2 separate regions of the Homo sapiens genome follow, and region 1 is linked to region 2. The links are chromatin loops, found by intact Hi-C in ENCODE. Cell type or tissue: mesothelial cell of epicardium. All regions are shown on one strand. Links, peaks and the distances in the headings refer to the core of each region. The heading gives the core; the rest is flanking DNA.

Region 1 (8,344 bases), core at 9-8,008, 260 kb after region 2:
GAAACAATTTCAAATCCAAAAAATTTACAAGAATAAGAGTACAAATAACACAATATACCCATTACTCAGATTCACCTATTGTTTACATTTTACTCCATTTGCTTTACATTTGTGTAGTATATATCTATTACACATAAATCTTTTTTTCTGAACCATCTGAGAGGAAGTTGCATACATAATGTTCTTTTACCCCTAAATATCTCCATGTGTATTCTCTAAGAATAAGGGTGTTCTCTTACGTAACTAGAGCATGATTATCAACGTCAGTACATTTGTCATTGATGTAACGCCTTTACTTTTCCTTCTAATTTTGTCAGTCTGCTCAATCATGTCCTGTATAGCATTTTTGTTTCCTCCAGTAAAGGATCTAGTCTAATACGAAGTATTGTATTTAATTGTCATGTCTCTTTAGTCTCTATTCTTGGAGGAACATTTCCATAGTTTTTCTTTGTCTTTTATAATATTGACATCTTTAATAGACCATTTCTCATTTGGGGTTTGTCTAATGTTTACTCATTATTAGATTTGGGTTATCCATGCCTGGCTGGAATGTTGCATGAGTGGTGTTGAGTCCTTTTCCAGTCATATTGCGAGACACAAAATATCCACCTGTCTCACCAACCACCGTGCCCAGTTAATTACAAAAAAAAATTTGCAGAGACGGATGGGGTCTCACCATGTTGCCCAGGCTGGTCTCGTACTCCTGGATTTAAGCAATCCATCCACCTCATCCTCCCAAAGTGCTGGGATTACAGGCGTGAGACATTGTACCTGGTCTATCTGCAGGTCTTAAAGCATATTCTCACAGATTCCTTCATAGTTGTTAATGGAAAAAGTGGTAACTATACAGTGGAAAAATCAGAGAACACCTGGAATGAATGAGCCACTGTGCCGGCCTTTTCAATAATTTATACACATTACTATACTTATTTCAGTGCTCAAATTGTCCCAGATTTGACCAGTGGGAGTTCCCCTCAGCCTGGCTTCTGTGTCCTTGTGACATGTCCTCTTCTCTATCTCCACCACCTCCTTCTTCTCCTCCTCCTGCTTCCTTTTAGTGCTGCTTACTTTCTGGCATATTCAAATGTTTCAGGTTCATTTTGTGCCTACTCTGCCCTAGCCCTAGAACCAGCCATTCTTCCTAGAAGCCCTGATTCCTTCTGTGGGGAATGGCATCAGAGACCAACATTTGAGCACTAGGTATGCTTGATGTTACTGGAATGTCTTCGCCCAGCTATTTTTTGTATTTTTTTTTTTATAGAGATGGGGTTTCGCCATGTTGCCCAGGCTTGTCTCCAACTCCTGGGCTGAAGCGATCTGCCCTCCTCGGCCTCCCAAACTGCTAGGATTACAAGCATGAGCCACCGCACCGGGCCAATCTTTCTTATGTCACAGAGAACTTATGAAGAGTTTTTATTTGTTCTAAGTAAAATATATGACTATATATAGTTAGTGTATTCTGTTGTTTAAATGTCTTCAAATACATTGCCTCCTTTCAAAGCAGGATTTTAAAACCCTTTCTAAAAGGATGTTAAAAATTATATTTATATGATATATTTATATAACCATAGAAAACTGGGCTTGATGCCAGGATCTAGTGCTATCCAATGTATACAACATCCTAAGCAATCACCTATTTATTTTACAGTGGTTGCTGGACCTTCTGGACCTTCTGTGTATATATGACCTGTGCCCTAACTGTGCTGTCTCCAACAGTCCATCCCTCTCTGGAGCCAAGCTGTCTATAGGAGTTTCAGTAGCAGGCTCTGCACACATCCTCTTAATCTGTTATTCATTCCCCATGGTTGTATCTTCTCCTTCCTTACATATATCACTTATTCAAGTGAAACTCATTTGACTGTCACAGCAAAACAATGTGCTAACGTATTTAAATTAGTTTTCTCTTTTAGGAGATTCTATTTATGATATTAATTTGTATGGTGAACATTTTCTTCCTTGATAGTTCCAAGAAAAACAATAGCTCAGTTAGATTTGAATGATCATAAGTCCTTGAATCAGTGAGGTTCAAAATAATAAACTGTAAAATACCTCATAGTCTGTCCATTCCAGACTGATTAGTTCCAAACTCCCTGCAATCAAGGAAACTTCTCCTGGGAGCATCTGGAAAAAGTTATGCCTTCCAAGTGAGACATAAAAATGGATAGCTATCCCATAAAATATTAAAATTTACTTAGAAAAAAGTCATTCTCTGGACATCTAATATTTGCTAGCTGAGGCAAGGTTATATCCTAACAAGCGTATTCACTACTAATTATAATGCACTTTCTTGTACTGCTCATTTAATCCAAATGTAAATATTCCAAACATAATTACCTTTGGAAGACTATTACATGATATTGGGATGGGAACATTCCTAGTGGAATAGCTCCAGTTTCTTCATTTCTCTATTAATAGCTCCCCACATTTTTTCCCCACATTGCTGATGTTTTTTAAAAACCTATACTGGATGCTTTTTGCTGCTCAATTAGTTTAAATTTTTTTATTTTAATAATAATTTGAAAAATTCAACATCTTCTTCATAGTCACAAATTAATTTTTCTTGTCATGAGCTACTCAAATTATCATGAATTAGGCAAAGCAATTACAGATAGGTATTAATATTAATAAAAATTAAAATGTGACCGACAATTATAATTCTGTATTTCCTTTTTCTAATAATTTTATGATCTATAAAAATTATAAAAATATAAATTGCAGAAACTCTTTAAATTTTCTGTTTAAAAGTAAAAAATTTTTATTTTTAAAAATCAATTTGTTGAAATCTATATAATACCATTCTACTTGGTCACCTTGTAGTCTACAGTTGTGCATATGGTCAGGGAAGAAATATAAATTGACGTTTTATCTTGTATGTTTTTTCACGTAGGCAGAAAAGCATGAATGGTTATAAAAGTATATATATATATTTTGGATTTCCAGAAGTACTTTATTTTTTCTGAAATCACATGTTTGACTTTTTAAAAGTCAAATATGTTCAGAATAGACAAATCAGAACATATATTTTAAGAAGTTTTAAAATTCCCATATTCCATTATCCAAAGACAGTTAATGTTTTTGCATATTTATTATACTTTAATATATGTTTCTTTTTAAAAGATGTCATATACATATTTTCCCTCCTTATTATAAATTTTACAAACGTTATTATTTTCCAAAATTAAACCATGTACCATAGCATATTTAACCACATTACTACTCAGGATATCTTCATTTTTATAAATAATTCTGTAAGAATTGTGTGCTTGTATATTACAGGTTTTGTTTTTAGGAAGATCTTTAAGGAGGAAAATTCTAAAAGTGGAACTACTGGGTTAAGGGTTACAGTGATTTTAAGACTTTTTTATGTATTAATAACAAAAAGCTTAAACCAATTTATACTCCCAAAGAGTATAAGAATTCCTGTTTTATTGCACAATTATCAGTATTCAGTATTTTTGTTCTTGAAATATGAAACAATTGGAGAAATAAAAGAGGGATCTGCTTTGATGTTGATAATTTTTTAAAGTTTTCTAATGATGTTAGACTTTCCTACTTTTGCTAACATAGTAAATTCTCTTTGGGTAATTGTTCATAACTTTTGTTAATGTGTTTAGTGGAGACTTTGTATTTTTAATAATCAATTTATGTTATCGTTTTAGACTAATATTTTGTCACATGTAGTGTATCTGTTTTCCTCAGTTTCTTGTCTTTTAGATGTGCTTACATTTTTGTCATAGCAGAAATTGCAATTTTTAAGATCAAATTTGTCAACCTTTTTTGAGTGTAACATCTTTCACTACTTTAATTTTAGAATGTTTCCTTCTTGCAGAAATTTGATAAATATTTGCTTTTATTTTATCTTCCTTTTTGTTTTGAATTTTTATACTTCTTAAATTCACTTGCTATGTGTTTGATGAAATAGTATGAGGTACAGATTATAAACAAAGTTGCCTAAGCCCACGACATGTCCCAGAATCATTTAGTGAATAATTCTTTCTGTTTTCTTTGATTTGGGAAGTTTACTTTATCATATATTTTTATTTTTATGTTGTACTATTTAAAAAAATTTCATAGCACTATATTATTTTAATATTTGGATATGGTACATCTTTCTTCATAATTATTAATTTTCATTTTAAAAACATAGTTTGGGCCGGGCGCGGTGGCTCACGCCTGTAATCCCAGCACTTTGGGACGCCAAGGCGGGCAGATCATGAGGTCAGGAGATCGAGACCATCCTGGCCAACATGGTGAAACCCCATCTCTACTAAAAATACAAAAATTAGCTGGGCATGGTGGTGCACGCCTGTAATCCCAGCTACTCGGAAGGTGAGGCAGGATAATCGCTTGAACCCGGGAGGCGGAGGTTTCAGTGAGCCGAGATCACGCTACTGCACTCCAGCCTGGCGACAGATTGAGACTCCGCCTCAAAACAAAACAAACAGTTTGTCAGTTTATGCGTCCAAGTTTATGCATCCAAGTGCAGTTTAAGATTTTTTTTTCCTTTTTGAGATGGAGTCTTGCTCTGTCACCTAGGCTGGAGTGCAGTACAACCATCTTGGCTTGCTGCAACCTCTACTTCCTGGGTTCAAGCAATTTTCCTGCCTCAGCCTCCTGAGTAGCTGGAATTACAGGTGCCCAACACCACGCCCAGCTAATTTTTGAATTTTTAGTAGAGACGGAGTTTTGCTATGTTGGCTAGGCTGGTCTTGAACTCGTGACCTCAGGTGATCCGCCTGCCTCAGCCTCCCAAAGTTCTGGGACTACAGGTGTGAACCATTGCATGTGGCCTTAAGATCATTTTTAAAAGTTTTAAAACATGGTTTTTAAAATGCCAATTAGCCTATAAATCAGTTTGGGATGACTTAGCACCTTTAAATTATTCCGTTTTCCTTTCTAGGGATATGGTATAATTTTAGATTTTTTTCTTTATGTAGGTCACAAAATATGACTATTGTGAAGAAAATATCTTTTATTTTACATTATCTAGCTAGATATTGCCAGATATAAATAAGAATATCTGTAATAATAATATTTGTGCATATAATAATATTGCCAAGTATATAATGATAATATAATAATATCCACATTCATTGGCTGTGGGGTTTATTAAGAAATTATCTAGTTTAATTTTCAAAACTAACTGAGGAAGTAATCATTATATTTTCCATTTTACAAATAGGGGAACTAAAACCTAGGGACTTTAAGTAACTCGTACCAATTTTCAACTTCTAAGTGACAGACCCAGGTCTCTGACCCCTGACTTCAAAGTCTGTGCTCTTAAAGTCTGATCAAAAATGCAGTTTGGTATTGTACTCTTAACAATACTGAACTGCAATATGAAAGCTATTGAATTTTATATTTTTAACTTACATTCCAATTGACTGGATTTTAGGATTTAGAGGAAAGTACATTTGAATTACAAATTTCAAATCAGCATTCTTTACTCCCTATTGCAGACTCCTCAATAAATCCTCTATTGAATTTCAAAGAATACTCCAGCAACAAGAACCCTCAAATGACTGTTAGTAGATTTGTCAAGAGAAGCTTAGAAAGGCTTATTAATATTTTTGCATACATTATGTCCCTTAGCAAAAACTTTGTGATTTGGAAATTATGTCACCCCTACCCCCTGGAATTTCTTATATAAAAATAACTTCTAGAAATTCCTACTTAATTTTTTTAAACGCATTAGATAACCATCATAATGATATGGTATTAATACACCTACTGTGGTCACAACAGGAAAAATAAGAGGGAAAGACAAGCCACTGCTCTTCAAAGGCCATTGAGAATTATATTTTGAGCTGAAATTTCTCAACATGGCTCGACTGACTACATAATTTTAAAAAGTGATCATTAAGAAATAGATGGTGACACAGATGATAGCTTATGAATAATACTGTAGTATTTCTTCAGGAGGAAGAGTCCTTAAAAAATGGGGTCAGACCATATAATTTTCTTTCTCTTTTCTTTTCTTTTTTTTTTTTTGAGACAGAGTCTCGCCCTGTCACCCAGGCTGGAGTGCAGTGGCACAATCTCGGCTCACTGCAACCTCTGCCTCCCGGGTTCAAGCGATTCTCCTGCCTCAGTCTCCAGAGTAGCTGGGATTACAGGCATGTGCCACCACGCTAATTTTTTGTATTTTTTGTAGAGACGGGGTTTCACCATGTTGGCCAGGCTGGTTTTGAACTACTGACCTCAAGTGATCCACCCACCTTAGCCTCCCCAAGTGCTAGGATTACAGGCGTGAGCCACCACACCTGGCCCAGACCATATAATTTCCTCATAAAACTGTACATTATCAGAGATACTTCACAGAAAGGAGGAAAATGGCTCTGTCTCACAAAATTAAGTCGCCTCTCTTTGGTGTTCTGATGGTGTCTGTTCATTAGGGCTGCAAGAATCACCCTTCTTGTTTTTCTGCATCATTTACTTGTTCATGCAAGTGGTAAAAAACAAAGAAACAAAGTGAAACCAAAATGTACACTAAAGTTTTGTGTTTCTTAATTGGAGCCACAAGTATGGATTATTTTTATTGAGATGATGAACTCTTTCTTCTATATCCAGTTATCTGAACATGTGTGTATCTTGCCTAAAGCTGAGCTTTTGTGATTTTGAAGAAGTTCACTGGAATCCAGTCTTTGCAAATTATTTCCATATTAATTCTTACTAACAAAACATACAAACACCATTTTCCTTAACATCCTACATTTTTGATCCGAGTAACATTGGGACTGGCAGGTACAAGCTCAGAGGCCAAGCAGATGAAATGTTAACTTTGTTCCTTAACTCACCCTGTGTTTTCTTTCTGCATTTGGTTGTGTAGATTATGTAAGTGATTCTCGTAGGAAAATTCCAGTGATGACTGAAAAGCAGCTTCCATTCTAAAACTTGAATACTCTTTGGGAGATGGACTCCTTTCTAATCTACTGCAATCACAATTAAAAGGGTCTAATTCACCAAAGCAATGAAGGAGTTGGTTCCAAACCCTAGGACATAGGGTCTTATGCTTAGAGTAACTGCAATCTGAAGCACTGTTTAGCATGATGAGAACCATCTAACTTAACATGAATACCAAATAACCAGTATAGTATGCTGAGAAGTTAATTGTGAAATTCATAATATGCAGAGCCCCTATTTTGACATCTGAGAACTTTCCCAAAGGAATCTTGGATTCTCCTAAACCAATGCTTTTTAAACTTTACTGTGCATACAAATCACCTGGAATGAAGATTCTTATTCTGTAGGTCTGGATTGGGATCTGTAAACTAAAAATAAAGTCCTAAGCCCCCTCACTGACTGAATGGACCCCTTGTGTCCAAGGGGATCCCAGAAGAACCTTAAAACTGAGTTCCTGGCCAGGACAGGATGGGAGGTCAGACACACCTCATTATACCCTCCCTCTTTTGTGGTAACTCAAATGTAACCAGTTGAGTAGACACAAAAACTGACCAAGATCAATGTTAAAATAGAGATCATAAGACTTACAGAACAGAATCTTGTTGGCAATAAGATCCCAGATTATAAACAGGACCAAAGGCCATGCCAGTCAAGGGTTAAGTCACACTCCCCTAAACTTAAATAACAAACTGTGTTCTAACTGCCACAAGGTTTTTCTTTTTATTCAACAACTAAACAAGCACTGACCTAAAGATAAGCAATGTTAAAATGATCACAGCTCACCCAGTTCACAGACATGAACGGGAACCCTGTTCCACCAGCCGTAACTACAGCTTTGACTGGACAAGAGACTGATTCCAGTAACTTTCTCCTCATAAGAGGACCACTGACCATGGACTGGCTCCTGCCAGGTTACAGAGACTGCACACTCACATGCCTTTGTCCTGAAAATACTTTTGTTTTTTTGAGGCAGAGTATCACTCTGTCACCCAGGCTGGAGTAAAGTGGCACAATCTCAGCTCACTGCAACTTCCAACTCCTGGGTTCAAGCGATTTTGTGCCTCAGCTTCCCAGGCATCCAAGAATACAGGTGCCCACCACCACACCCGGCTAATTTTTGGTATTTTTCGTAGAGACAGGGTTTCTCCATGTTGGCCAGGCTGGTCTCAAACTCCTGACCTCAGGTGATCCACCCACCTTGGCCTCCCAAAGTGCTGGGATTTAAGCCATGAACCACCATGCTTGGCCTGAAAAGGCATTTTTACATATAGGGCTTAATTCTAATATATTTAAGTGTTAAGTCTCCACCACAAAGTGAACATGGGTGGTATGTTACACGTGTGTTTGTTCAATTCTTTAGGACCACCTTCATGAATATTCATAGCTCCTCCTGTAACCAGTTGAGTATGTATGTTTAGCCAAACTGTTTAGCATAAAGCTC
Region 2 (8,344 bases), core at 33-8,032:
TTGTTTGAATGCCTGGAACATAACCTCGGGTCCATGTCTTCATGATTTCTTTCTCCCCAGTGATTCGGATCTAGGACTCTCAACTAGATCTAAACGGACTGATCTCTTCTCTTGTGTTCCCATCTCCACATAAAACTGCTTACTGTGCATCTTGGCTTAAATAAGGTATTTAAAACCAAAACTATCCAAATAAAACCTTATTTCTACAGTCTCCACTCACTCTTGTTTCTTTCCCTGTGTTTCTTATCTTAGTAAAAGGCATCACCATTCATCCAACTGCTCAAAACCAGAAAAATTGGGAGTTATCCTTGTTTCCTTTCTTTACTTCATGCATTGTTTCCAAATCCTCAGTAAGTTCTGTCATCCTGTGAAATGCGCCCAGAAGTATCCATTTCTCTGTATCCCCACTGCTAGTATCTTTTTTTTTTTGAGACAGAGTCTCGCTGTGTCGCCCAGGCTGGAGGGCAGCGGCCCCATCTCTGCTCACTGCAAGCTCCGCCTCCCAGGTTCACGCCATTCTCCTGCCTCAGCCTCCCCAGTAGCTGGGACTACAGGCGCCCGCCACTGCGCCAGGCTCATTTTTTTTTTTTTTTTTTTTTTTGTATTTTTAGTAGAGACGGGGTTTCACCGTGTTAGCCAGGATGGCCTCGATCTCCTGACCTCGTGATCCACCCGCCTCGGCCTCCCAAAGTGCTGGGATTGCAGGCCAGAGTCACCGCGCCCGGCCCCCACTGCTAGTATCTTAATCCCAACCGCCATGATTTCTTGCCAGGATGATCTCAATTGCCTCCTACTGGCTATTCTGCTTTCACTCCCTTGTGACTCCTTCTACCAGGTACACAAAAATGATTTTTAAAATGTTGGGTCATATTACTCCTGTTTCACTCTCCCCCTTTTTTTAAGAGACGGGTGTCTCACTCTGTCACCCTGGCTGGAGTGCAGTGGTGCAATTACAGCCTTAAACTCCTGGGCTCAAGGGATCCTTCCACCTCAGCCTTTTGAATAGTTGAGAGCACAGGCATGTGCTACCATGCCCTACTTTTTTTTTTTTTTTTTTTTTTTTTTTTTTTTTTGGTAGAGACAGGGTCTCCCTATGTTGCCCAGGCTGGCCTTGAACCCCTGGCCTCAAGCAATTCTCCTGCCTTGGCCTTCCAAAGTGCTGGAATTATAAGCATAAGCCATGGTCCCGGCTTTGGTTAAACTCTTCTAATGGATCAAATAAATTATTTAAATATTGCTTTCTCAGCAAGGCATTTTCTCATCACCTTTTCTAATGTTGTATGCCCCCTTCAGCACTGTTTATCACACTATCACTTTATCCTCTTTATCAACTCACTTCCATCAGTATGATCTTGTGTATTCTTGTTTATTTGTATATTGACTATTTCCTCCACTACAACATAAATGTAGCGTGCGTGCCTTTTTTTGTTCAGTAGAATATCACAATGCCTTAGCATAAGTCTGAGAAGGTAGTCGCTTTTAAACAGACAATTGCGAATTGGTGAAAGAAAATCTTTTAAGGAGTCTAATACACAGAAAAAGAGCTCAGAGCAAAGCTGTTCTGGTTTTATGGGAAGAACGGAGGGAACGGTTAGTTGTAATGGTAGACAGACCCTCACTCGAACCTTTCTTCTGGTTCCTCCTGAGGCTTCTCAGAGAACAACTTGAAAATCTGGAGCACTGTAGGGAGGGGAGAAGCCAGCAAGACAGAGCTGCCTTGGTCAATAATCTTTAAAATAGTTTTAAAACATCACTGCGATAAATCTGTTGTATTGGTCAGGGGTCTCTAGAGGGACAGAACTAATGGAATAGAGATATATACAAAGGAGAGTTTATTAAGTGTTAACTCACATGATCACAAGGTCCCACCATAGGCCATCTGCAGGCTGAGGAGCAAGGATAGCCAGTCCGATTTCTAAAACTGAAGAACTTGGAGTCTGATGTGCAAGGGCAGGAAGCAGCCACCACAAGAGAAAGATGTAGGCTGCGAGGCTAGGCCAGTCTCTCTTCAAATTTTTCTGTCTTCTTATACTTTAGCTGAGCTGGCAGCTGATTAGATTGTGCTCACCCAGATTAAGGGTGGGTCTGCCTTTCCCAGCCCACTGACTGGAATATTAATCTCCTGTGGCAGCACCCTCACAGACACACCCAGGAGCAATACTTTGTATCCCTCAATCCAATCAAGTTGACACTTAGTATTAACCATCACATTAGTAAAAATAGTAGCCAGGGTCTATTCATGGTTTTATACATTACTTGCAAAATGCCTTTCATTGACACGGAAGCCTCAAATAGTAACAAGCAAACAACTAAAAACTTCCTTTGCTGAGCCGAAACATCTTTGGTAAATAGTTTTGTGATAGGTATTTGAATGTTGCTTGGGAGGGCTATCAGCCAGGCCACTAGCAAACAAATCCTCAAGCCAACTAGGAAAGTCTCTAAAAGTGGGTAGGCAATAACATTGGGAAAACAAACTGTAAGCGTGGTACTGTTTTCTGGCATCAAGTTATTGGTTTTGTCACTGAAATAGTAAACAATTCACTTCCCAAGAAGTTGTCTGGTTTAGAAAATTGCATGTAATAAATTTCTTATTCTGAACATTAAGAAAGCAATAAATAATTTTAAGAAATTATTTTTTCCCATTATCCAAAAATATATAACAAATATTTTCTTTAAAAATATTGATTTGTAGGGCTACCTTTCCCAAAATATTCATACGTCTTGACCTTGCCTGGAATAAATGCATGATATTCTCAAGGGAATACATCTCATTTGACAAAGCCCACCACACTCCTCCAACCATAATGACGTGAATCCTGGACAGATGGCTAGACTCTCTCACAAGCCCCAAAGCTCTATTGAATTCTTGCCTTAATGAAAGAATAATTGCTTTAGACTGTAAACTTCCTGATTGCTCTAGTGGAGATGATACTTAGGATGAGAAATCAAATATTTTTCAAGGCATTTGATTTTTTTATATAGAACCAAATTTTAATTATTTAAAAATTATATTTAAATATTTTGAAATAATGTTTTCACTTAAGTATTACAACTCCAAGAATAGGACAACAGGTTTTGGAAAACAGACCTATGCCTTGTAAGCATAGGCACAATGCAAATGTTGATTTGTTGACAGCTGAAAGTAGGAAAAAAGAAGGAACCGAAAAAGGACCAATCCTTGGTATTAGTCAGGACTTTTTAGTACAAATTCAGAAACCTCATATCACACTAACATTTATTATTATAAAGGCATTTATTGGCTCATAACTGAAACACCCAGCAGTACACATGGCTTCAAACACAACTGGAATTGGGGGCACAAGGGATGTCACCAGGTTCAGTTTCTCTCTATCTCAGCTTTTCTTGCTCTATGGTGACTTGATTCCCAGCTCCGCTTTGCAGAGCTTAGACAGCTTCCAGGCTCACACTGTTTTTACCATTATCTGTGTGAGTGGAAAATAGTACCTGCCTCTTCCTGGACTGTATTAGTGAAAGTGTCAGTGGGTCTTACTGGCTTTCTCTGAGCCAGTCACTGCAGCCTGAGGAATATCACAGATCAGAAAGGACTGCTAAGATCTAGGAGAGTCCAACCATATGTAGGTCAAAGTTACAGGACAGGGACTAAGGTCCAGGGAAGAAGATCCAGTTCCTGCCCCACTGATAGAGGCAGCCTGAATTTGGGCAAGTTTCTTCATCTCTCTCAGCTTCATTTCTTCTTGGATAAAAATTCCTAGTTTATAATGTTTAGAGGATTAAATGAAATAAATAAAGCACCTAACAGAATAGTAGACTCTCAATACATTTTAAAGATGATTTAATTTTTATTCTATTTCTTTTCTGGCCTTTGAGTCCAGTCACTGCATAAGCATCAATGACCACTGTCGCCACTAGGTGGCAATCATGTGATGGAAGGTAATGGCCTGACTTTCTGGCCAGTGAAAAATTAAGAATTGGCTGAAACCTGACAATTGGCAGTGAGAGGAAAGCGTGGGGGACTGTGAGTCCAATTCCTGCTGCACTGAAACCACGCTGTGTGACCTTCATCAAGGTCTGAATTGATCTATAGCCTGGATTTCCTCAAGTAAAACTTGGAGGCCAATTCAGTCTTCATTTGTCTATAAAATCTTTTGAATCTGTAAAAAGAGAGTCTTATAGAGTAATAACTGTGACTGTAATCTCAAAAGCCAAAAACTGTTCAACAGTCTTGATTGTTAATATATAGCTTAAAAATATGATTGTATGAAGCATAATCCATTCATTTATTGCTAAGTTTTAGCTACCCCAGGGATCCAAAAAGAGTTCATGCAATTTTGTAAGGTGACTAATGGGCTCGCAGAGATGCTGTCAAGTTATACACAGCCCAGAAAATCATCCTCTGAGGCATGCAAGTCAGAAAACTCACTATTAAAAAAAGTCACACTGAGCAGCTTCAAAAGTATTTTTCCGCCATGTAATTATGTTTTAATGCTAGGTTCTTAAAATCACTTGGAAAAGAAGAAGCAGCTTAAAAAATTTCAGGTCTGAAATGTGTTAGAAGTATCTGGAGCAGCAGGAGGATGAATCAGGAAGTGACATTTAATTGGGTTTAAGAACAAAAATGATGACTCTCCACTTTTGCATGAATCAAGCCTTTATAACAAAGTTGAAATAAGATGATGTGATAAAAATTAGCATTTATCTGATATAATAGATTGGGGGGATATTGTATTTTCTTAATATGAAATTCTTTAGTATAAGGAAGTTATGTGCTGGTTCCATCTTGATTAGTATAAAAATCCTTGTAAAAGGAGAACCAATTGAAATTCCAGGGGTGTCCACACGTTTCTTCATTCCATGGAGATGTGGAACAGCCTAGTCTAAATACTTGACCTTTATTTCTCAGCATGCTTTTTTTTTAGGATAAAGCCTCCTGAATTCTTAAACCTGGAAGGTAGGGGCGAGGATTTGTTGGTGGCGTGTGGATCAAATGAGTTCAGGTTTTCTTTATCCTTTATAAATCTCAACTTTGCTTTACACAGTGCCTTATCAGAGGGGAGAGATCATTAAGGTATATATGTGGGGTTTTTTTATTTGTTATTTTTTTGCTGCTATAGAGGTATCTGAGAGAATGAGGACTGTTTTGCTTTTACCTCTCTATTTTTCCCTTCTCTATTTAAAGGAGGTAGCCAGAACCGTTGCCCTCTGGGTGGTTTGTTGTGAGGTCAGAGCAGAAAGCCCTGACCTTTAAGATTCCTTTAAGGCTTAAGATGCAGCATGCTGCCTGTGCCCCCAGTTTCTGATTCAGCAAGTCTGGGATGGAGTTCAAGAATCAAGAATTGGCCTATATATATAAACTTTAAGTTCTGGGATACATGTGCAGAACGTGCAGGTTTGTTACATAGGTATACACATGCCATGGTGGTTTGCTGCACCCATCAACCGTCATCTACATTAGGTATTTCTCCTTCTAACTGTAACTACGGGACCCACGTGCTGAGAACCACTGCATTAAGGTAACTGCTCCTCCTGGCCACCTGGAAACCTACCTCCCTTGCCTGAAACCTGAGCTCACTGAGAGGGCTGGCACGGGCGGGAATGGGTCAATGAGTTTGTCCAGGGAACATGGAAGCTTTTGAAATGGGAGGAAGGGACATTCCCAAAGCCCCTTTCTTGGCACTGCCCCCAGTCAAGCTGCTACTCAGGTGAGAATGCTGTTTGAAGGGAAGCAGCTTGGTGCAGAACCAGGAGAGCCAGCCGCCTCAGTTAGAGCCTCGGAATGAAGATTCAGAGCACTCTGGACCCACTGAGAGACTTGCTCATTTTCTGGGCACCAAATAATCCTCCCAATTTTTAGGTAAACCCAGGGAGGAGGGGAGGAAACAAATAATGAAGATTGAATTTCTTGCAATTCAGTGACATAGGGGATGGCAGCCATATTGAATTTGATTTGAAGAAAATAGGTATTTCCTGCCTACCCAACTTTTAGTAGATGCCACATCAACTACATGAATTTCTGGATTAAAACATACAATCTACATATATTAATATTTGTGGCCTTAATACAAGTTCTACCCTTGCCGTGGCTCTGTGTTCACTTGGCAGGGAGGGGCAGAGCTTATAAACTGAGCTGTGCAAATCTCACCCTTGTTCAACCATGTCTTGCTGAGCAGGCACATGGGGGCTGAAACCTAATCAGGCTGAGAGAAAAGGGTGACGTTTGCTAATTTTCTAATGTACCCACATAACTCCTGCATAATCTGACATCATATGAATATATCACACTTAAGGCATTTTCTCATTGACTTCTACGTGGTTTCTACTTTTCATTGCTATAACAAATATCCTAATACGTTTCTCCTGCACTTGTGGGTTTTTTTGAATTAGATACCTGAAATTTTGACTTGATTTTTTTTTTTCTTACAGAAATTCTGTCAATGGGACATGCATGTGAGTTTAGAAGCAATTCTTTCTTTAATATGCAGAGGCTTCTGGGAGTGCTCAGGCCATCAACCAAAGGTGTTCATTAGCCCATACAAGCTGCTTTCCTCAATTTCTAGATGAGATGTACTGTTATGAGAAAATGGAAGAAAAATTACAGGAGAACAAATAGGGAATTGCTAAGATATGTACATCTGTAGTGAGGAGAGGAGTTGGGGGCTTGGGGGCAGGGGTGAAATGCCTAGCGACTTAAATGACATAAGGCACTGATTTCTTGAGTGTTGAGTAAAGGGATGTTAGAAGATAGAAAATTGCCAAGGATTAGTTTGTAACTCAAAATTATAGCTCAGTCCAATCCCATTTCCCACTAAGAGGGGGAAACATCTTTGTCTCCCTCTTCTTTCCCCTCTCCCACAGGAGTAGCTGACTCCTCCCTGTTCCAGGACCCAGGGCTCAGGCTGACTTGTGTTAAGCTTCCATCTGGGTTAAACAGATTTCAGGAAGATCACGTGGAAAATTAAATGCCACCGCAGCATTGTTTCTATAGGAAATGAGTTTCTCTTTGCAAACAATTATTTGCTTTCGGTACACAACCACTTATCATAAGGAGGGAGCCTGTCTGTGCTTATAAAGCTTAAATTTGAAGGACTCCAGTTATCTTAATTTAAAATTAAAATAGCCTAATTTGAGAAGAAACCATGTTCTTAAATTTCCAATAGATGTTCCAATATGTATTTACTGCAATTTCTATGTTGGGGTGGTTTGTTGTCATTTTAAAAGTGAGGCTGGAACACTATAATATGTCCTGTCTTCTTTTTGCCTGTTAAACAAGGCGAGCTAGGGCAGCTTCTCAAAAGGCTCAAGAGGCACAGTCAGTGATCTCAGGCCACCCTGGATGGCGGGAGGCCACGAGAGGGGGCTTGCACCACCAGCTGCAGGGAATTGTTAAATTCCTGACCTAGTTTTTGAAACTATTCAAGGAGAAAGCAGGGACACAAATACTAGCTCTAGCCTCGTTCAATGAGACCACGTTCCTGTTTTCATTTCACTTTAGCCGCATTTGTTCGAGCAGCAGGTGAAGCGCCTTTCAAAAGACTGTCATCTCCAAGGGAAGTCATCTGTTTTACATTAATTGTCCATTAGTCTCCAAGCCTCGATCCATTAAAGTCCTCAGCCACTCATTACGTATATTGTGCAGGAGTCCTGCTGTCAGCTTTTCAATGCAGAGCTGTTTTTCTGCATCTGACTTAATTGCTCTAAGTGCCTGTTCCTTTGAGAGAGCCTAGAGTGTACCAATTAATGCTAACTTTTTCCTTGCTAGGTTGAACACATAAGCCATGGTGAGGCCAGTTCAGCTGCTATTTACTCGAATTTATTAGAGACCCTTCTGCCTTAAGCTCACACAGTGGGTAGTTTACATCAGTACTGCCCTGTTTGCCTGATGACTCCTGGATATGTTTTGAATGGACTTAATTTTCTATAGTGAAAATGCTCCATAAATTTACAATCTATCCATGTTATTTTGAAGAGGGGTTTAAATTCCATTTGCTCCTGATTAGTTTAAACATGTAATTTTTAAATGCATGTGGCATTCTAAACAACAGCTTGGATGAAATTGACTTTGTTGATGGAAAAATTAAGCTTTCATCCTTTCAAATGACAGCTCGAGGGGTGGCCGTACAATAATTTAATTACCGTAGCTTCCTTAATTACAGCCGACTCACCTACCTTTAGCTCCATTACCGTTTTCCTTAATAAACACGAATAAATGGACGAAAAACAAAAATTAAGAAAACCAATCTTAGAGTAGCTTTTATAAAATTTTGATAGGCATAGAGGCAAATACAAATATGTGAGACTCAGAGAAACATATTAACCCCTTCAACTCTAAAAGAACTAGAAAAACCACAATTTTGTTTTTTTCTTT

Evidence for each region. A loop is a pair of places that touch in the nucleus more often than their neighbours do. Peaks named below come from ENCODE experiments on the same cell type or tissue, not always from the same donor. Only the 100,000 strongest peaks of a DNase experiment are listed, where the experiment ranks them.
Region 1: it touches region 2 in a loop (9-fold over the local background); 4 of 110 quality-filtered maps call a loop at or near these places.

The regions. Positions count from the first base shown.
Region 1 is chr6:79,551,615-79,559,958 of GRCh38, reverse strand. It overlaps a transcript of SH3BGRL2 not described here. Among named protein-coding and RNA genes, the nearest start is that of LCA5, 18 kb to the right of the region's middle. In mesothelial cell of epicardium, for the core only: no CTCF peak of the experiment used is centred there; no DNase peak of the experiment used is centred there.
Region 2 is chr6:79,809,609-79,817,952 of GRCh38, reverse strand. LINC01621 (long intergenic non-protein coding RNA 1621) reads left to right here and starts at 5,707. Exons shown (of 5, transcript NR_131786.1): 1 at 5,707-5,833; 2 at 6,403-6,426. In mesothelial cell of epicardium, for the core only: CTCF peaks have their summits at 3,714 and 3,923 (motif pointing right); DNase peaks (open chromatin) are centred at 3,912, 5,612 and 7,321.